Regions from separate parts of the Homo sapiens genome. Here region 2 is linked to region 1. A link is an interaction called in ENCODE POLR2A ChIA-PET data of the cell type or tissue named here. Cell type or tissue: A673. All regions are shown on one strand. Each heading gives the region's core, and the rest is flanking DNA. Links, peaks and the distances in the headings are about the cores only.

Region 1 (3,104 bases), core at 202-2,701:
CATATATATTTTTTGTTTGTTTGAGATGGAGTCTCACTCTGTCGCCCAGGCTGGAGTGCAGTGGCGCGATCTCGGCTCCACCTCCCGGGTTCAAGTGATTCTCCTGCCTCAGCTTCCCCAGGAGCTGGGATTACAGGCGTCCGCCACCATGCCCGGCTAATTTTTTGTATTTTTAGTAGAGACAAGGTTCCATCATGTTGGCCAGGCTGGTCTAGAACTCCTAACCTCATGTGATCCGCCCACCTCGGCCTCCCAAAGTGCTGGGATTACAGGAGTGAGCTACCGCACCCGGCCACGTGTATATATTTTCAAATGTCTTTACAGATCCGTGTAACTACACATACATCCCAAAGAAGACTTGAAGCGTTGTGTTTTTTAAAAAGTTTAAGTCTCGGAAATTTAACCTGACATGACTTCACCGGGCATTACACAAATATTCCCAAGTCGATTCACAACCTGAAAATCAAGGGGAAGTTTGAGGAAAACAGGTCAGCTTTTGAGAAATGGAAACAATTAAGCAAAAATGCCGTTCTCGCAGGCCCCGCCGTGGGGTTCGCCAACGGTAACCTCACAGAAGGCTCGTTACAGATGCTGCTAACCCCACAGGACCACCCCGTAAAACTCATACGCGGCGCTGTTAAAAATACAGATTCTCAGGCCCCGCCCCAAAAACTCGGAGATGAGCCTGGCTGGGTCTTTTTGAAACAAGGGCCCCCACGTGATTCTCAGGTTCGGGCAAGCTTGGGGCACAACCCAGTCTTAAGTAACTCCCTAATTTGAAGAAAGTAAACACCTGGGGGATGTAGGTGGCTTTCTTGCTTCCCATTGGATGTCAATTACGCGGCGCAAGGAGGGGTCTCCCTCGGGTCTCATCGAGGTCCCAGCCAGTCTGAGCATGAACGCTAATTAGCTCAACCCCCCGAGGACCACGCCTCCGTCACCTGCTGGGCGGGGCCGGCGCCGGGTTGGCCCCAAAAGCACTCCTGTGTGGTCCAAGAGCCGGTGCGCCCGAGTCACGGGGCGGGAGCGGGCGCGTGCTATATAAAAACACACATTTCTGGCCTCGGCCACCTGAATCCAGAACTTTCGGAATCTGCATTTCTCCCTGCAGTTGGAGACACTCCTCATTTAAAATTTAAATTTGGGTATGCAGCAGGGTTGAGAACCAGGAGTGGAGGTCGTGCTTCTCAGCTTGGATGCACATCAGAATGACCTGTGTGTGTGATGGGGGTGGTGAGGGAGGGAGACGGCTTTTTTAAAAAAACATCCCAGTGCCCAGGTCCCAGCCCAGACCAATTAAGTCCGAATCTAAAAGCGCAGCCTGTGCAGCGCAGCAGCCACAGCGCCACCTGGGAGCTCGTTAGAAATACAGGAGCTCAGGCCCCACCCCAGACCCACTGAGTCAGAATCTGCATTTTAACGAGATCCCCAGTGACTCGTGCGCACATTAAAGTTGGAGGAGAGCTGCGCTTCTGAAATTTTAATGGGCAAACGAATCACCTGGGGATCTCGTTAAAATGCAGACACGGTTTCTCAAACTTTAATGTGCATGCGAATCACCTGGGGATCTTGTTAAAATGCAGATTCTGATTCAGCGGGTCTGGGGTAGAGCCCGAGAGTCTGCATTTCTAACGAGCTCCCAGGTGGCGCGGGCTGCCCGGGAGCGGACCGCAAGTCCGCGGGACTCCTGGGGTCTTGGCTCCAGGCCAATCAGCCGTCAGGACTCTTGATAAATCGCCCTGCTCGGCTGATGAGCAGAATTGCCGGGACATGCGCGTTCCGGCCGAAGGGGGGTAATTTCCGAACTCCGGGAATTCGTTGTGTGAAGTAGGCCACTCCTAGGGACGCGCGGGGAGCCCGGTCCTCGCGCCATGTCGCGGCGCAAGCAGGCCAAGCCCCAGCACCTCAACTCCGAGGAGCCGCGGCCTGCGCGCCGGGAGTGTGCGGAGGTGGCCCCGCAGGTGGCGGGGGAGCCGGGTGAGTAGCGCCGCTGGAGCCCCGCCCGGGGGCTGGGGGCCGGTGCTCAGAGGTTCTCCGGACCCGCGCGGGTACGAGGACCGGGCAGGGGACCTGAAAGGGCGGGCGAAGCGTCCGGCGCAGAGTCCTGGGACTCGGACCTGGGCGTCCCCGCCCCCCGCCTTTGTAAATTACACTCTCCTGGAGTCCACCGTCCCCTTCCCCGCCTGGATTCCTCTAGCCACTCCTCTCAAGAGCTAGTCAACGAGTTTGCCTCCCAAACACGCTGGAAGGATGCTCAGAGGACCCCTCAGAGGCTGTTTTCGGGATGCGCGGGCACCCGAGTCTCCGGCCTCCTTGGCACTGGGCTTCGGCTGCGCGCCTGGAAGGTGGCTTCTTGCCTTGGGGTTACGTTTCAAATGCGTTGTCCAGGGAAGGCCTCACCGAGGAGCGGACGTTCGAGCGAAGACCCGAAGGATGGGAGGGAGCGAGCTGTGCAGGTACCCGGGGGAAGAGCATTCCAGGCCGAGGGAACAGAAGCGCAGGGACCCAGGGCGTCAGCGCTGCTGTAGCCCGAGAGGTCACCGGAGGCCCGAGAGGTGATGGGGGCAGACGGTGGGGGGCGGGGGACGGCCGTGAGCCTTGGTAAGAGCTCTGCATTTTATCTGAGCGAAGTGGGAGCCGTGGTGGGGATAGAGCAGTGATGCTGTCGCACTTAACAGGCGGCCCCCACACCCCCTCCTCGGCTGCCACGTGGACACAGGATGTAGCAAGGAGATCGTCGGCTACCTTAAGCCCCCCGGGCAGCATTTCTCGTCCCGGGATCCTCCGCTTCAGAAGAGCCTGCGGGAGGGGACCTTTTCTCGCTCGCCAAATTCTTCCTGCAAGTTAGGGATCCCCCCATCCCCCGCCTCCACTGGAATCTCAGGGGTGGGGTTGGGGAATCTGCATTTCTAAGGCGCTTCCCTTTTTGCTTATCTTGTGCTTAGATTAAGAGATTGTAGGTTCCTACTTTCTCTTAGGCTGCCAGCTCCCCGTGGTTAGCTGATACCTTTCCTTTAAGGGGCTGAGGAAAGGAGTTGTAACTGGACTTCCTCTTCTCCCCCGCTCTTTCCGGGCGCGGAAAGGAGGATGGGTCCCCTCTCCGG
Region 2 (3,104 bases), core at 357-2,856, 160 kb after region 1:
GGAGAATGAAAGGAAGGAAAAATCCTGGCTCCTCCGTGGGGCGCGGTGGCTCACACCTGCAATCCCAGCACTTTGGGAGGCCAAGGCGGGCCAATCACTTGAGGTCAGGAGTTCAAGACCAGCCTGGCCAACATGGTGAAACCCTATCTCCACTAAAAATACAAAAATTAGCCTGGCGTGGTGGTAGGCACCTGTAATTCCAGCTACTAGGGAGGCCGAGGCACGAGAATCGCTTGAACCCAAGAGGCGGAGGTTGCAGTGAGCCGAGATCGTGCCACTGCACTCTAGCCTGGGAGACAGAACCAGACTCTGTCTCAAAAAAATTAAAAAAAATAAAAATCTTGGCTCCCAAATTAACTACTAAATCACCACCCTGGAGACATCCTAACGCCAAACTCCTTGAGAGACGGTTAATCAATGACCTTATTGTTCAAGCCCTGCTGAGTTGGGTTTGTGTTATTTGCAGCTAAAATATCCTAACATTCCAGCTTCCCCAAGATATTGAAACATTCAGAATGTTCTCTTCTCCTCTGTAGAGCTGAACTGACCATACCCTCTCTTTGAAGTCACCGAGTGTGGAGTAGGGTGAAAGGGAATTTAATTAAACTCAATAGGTTAAATAAAATTATAAAAATACAGGCTACCCATCCTGAGCAACATGATGAAACCCTGTCTCTACAAAAAATACAAATAAAAAGCTACTCCTCATGGAGGGGGTACTGAGGTGGGAGGATCTCTTGAGCCCGAGAGGTCGATGTTGCAGTGAGCTGAGATCGCACCACCACACCCCAGCCTTGGCAACAGAATGAGACTCTGTCTTAAAAAAAATACAGGCTACCAGTGGTCACCTACACCCCAAATATGTGATACCCTCACATGGATGCACAGAGAAAGCTGTTGGTCTCCTTATGACAAATGATATTTCCTGCATTCTAATGTAATATTGTATTTTTTAAATCATTACTTTAAAGATTAATTATTTAGAAAATAGGTTAGAAACCACCCCAAATGCCTTGGAGCTATTTTTGCAGAGACAGGAAATTACTCTATAGATTACAGAAAGTTAACACTAAAAGAAAACTTCCAGGGTCTCTAAAGTGCTGGTTTTCAACCAGATGACTTTAGAGTCATCTGGAGAACTTTAAAAAATTATGCTAACGGCTGCATCCCATCCCCAGAGATTCAGACTTTATCGGTCCAGGGTGTGGCCCAACCACCAGGATTTTTTTTTTTAAAGGTCCCCAAGTACGTATTATTTTATTTTCATTTTGTAGTACTTTGCCTTAAGGTTTTTTTCTGTTTGGTTGGGTTTTTTTTTTTTTTTTTTTTTTTTTTTTTGTTTGAGACAGAGTCTCGTTCTGTCGCCAGGATGGAGTGCAGTGGCATGATCTCAGCCCACTGCAACCTCCTCCGTCTCCCGGGTTCAAGCAATTCTCCTGCCTCAGCCTCCCAAGTCTCCCGGGTTCAACCAAGTCTCCCGGGTTCAACCAATTCTCCTGCCTCAGCCTCCCGAGTAGCTGGGATTACAGGCGCATGCCACCACGCCCGACTAAGTTTTTGTATTTTTTTAGTAGAGACAGGGTTTCACCATGCTGGCTGGCCAGGCTGGTCTTGAACTCCTGACCTCGTGATCCGCCCACCCTGGCCTCCCAAAGTGCTGGGATTACAGGTGTAAACCACCGCGCCCAGCCTGTATTTCTTTTAAGAACAATTTTAAATGAAAGAATCCCTTGCTGGTGGTTAAAAATTAATCAACTGCAGAAGGGGTAATAATGAAAACTAAGACTGCCCTGTCCCACCCCCAGGCCTACTCTTCTCAGGAAACGACTTTTAACTCTTGCTGGTTGTATTTTTTTCCGCTTTTACTCCCGAAATCTAAATAGTACATTTACACTCCTGGCTGTTGAGCATCAATTATAGAATTTAATCTTTTGACTTCCTGCTAGGGAAGAAAGAGGGTTTTTTGTTTGTTTGGTTTTTGGTTTTTTTTTGAGATGGAGTTTCGCTCTTGTCATCTAGGCTGGAGTGCAGTGACACAATTTTGGCTCACTGCAACCTCTGCTTCCCAGGTTCAAACGATTCTCCTACCTCAGCCTCCCCAGTAGCTGGGATTACAGGTGCCCGTCACCACGCCTGACTGATTTTTGTGTTTTTAGTAGAGACGGGGTTTTGCCATGTTGGCCAGGCTGGTCTCGAACCCCTGACCTCAAATGATCCACCTGCCTCGGCCTCGCAAAGTGCTGGGATTACAGGCATGAGCCACTATGCCCAGCCGAAAGAGTTCACTTTTTTTTCTTAAGGTTCCAAACAGAAAGATACAAGATAAGATAACCTTTCTAGCCATTTAAGAGATGGAGATGATTAGTGAGTTAAATGTTCAAATCTTTATAACCTGCCAAAATGCTTTGGGGAAAAATAGCCTCTTCTTAAGCTTAAATACATTGAATAAATATATTGTTTGTTTGGGCTATGGTAGTAACAAATTGTAGAGGATTTTTTTTCCTTTTCTGGGGTTTGAGAGAGGACCGTCGGGTTATCGCGGAGTGTGGATTTACATCTTGGCCTTTCCTGTTCTTCTGGATACGTAGTCCTACAGATTACAGTTGAAGAAATTGTTGCTATAGCCTTAAACCATGCTTCTATGTATTCATTCAACAAACACCAGGAAGAGTGAGGCATTCATGATCCCAGGATAAGGGTTATTGTGGAGTGATGAAAATATTTTGGAACTAAACAGAGGTGTTGGTTGCATACCATTGTGAAAGTACTAAATACCACTGAATTGTTCACTTTAAAATAGTTAATTTTATGTTTGGTAAATTTCTCCTCAATTAAAAATGAAGGCCAGATACAGTGGCTCACACCTGTAATCCCAGAACTTTGGGAGGCTGAGGCAGGTGGATCACCTGAGGTCAGGAGTTGGAGACCAGCCTGACCAACGTGGTGAAACCCCATTTCTACTAAAACTACAAAAATGAGTCAGGCATGGTGGCGGGCGCCTGTAATCCCAGCTACTCAGGAGGTGAGGCAGGAGAATCCCTTGAACCCAGGAGTCAGAGGTTGCAGTGAGACAAGATCGCGCTATTGCACTCCAGCCTGGGTGA

The links. ChIA-PET counts read pairs that join two places held together with the same protein. Peaks named below come from ENCODE experiments on the same cell type or tissue, not always from the same donor. Only the 100,000 strongest peaks of a DNase experiment are listed, where the experiment ranks them.
Region 2: POLR2A ChIA-PET joins it to region 1 with 10 read pairs; 2 of 35 experiments call an interaction of 5 or more read pairs at or near these places.

What each region holds. Positions count from the first base shown.
Region 1 is chr20:52,104,005-52,107,108 of GRCh38, reverse strand. It overlaps a transcript of ZFP64 not described here. Among named protein-coding and RNA genes, the nearest start is that of ZFP64, 86 kb to the left of the region's middle. RefSeq lists enhancers at 501-1,467, 1,468-2,436. In A673, for the core only: CTCF peaks have their summits at 1,165 and 1,366; DNase peaks (open chromatin) are centred at 1,748 and 2,198; H3K4me3 peaks cover 1,239 bases; H3K27ac peaks cover 1,013 bases.
Region 2 is chr20:51,943,438-51,946,541 of GRCh38, reverse strand. No RefSeq gene overlaps it. Among named protein-coding and RNA genes, the nearest start is that of LINC01429, 82 kb to the right of the region's middle. In A673, for the core only: no CTCF peak of the experiment used is centred there; no DNase peak of the experiment used is centred there.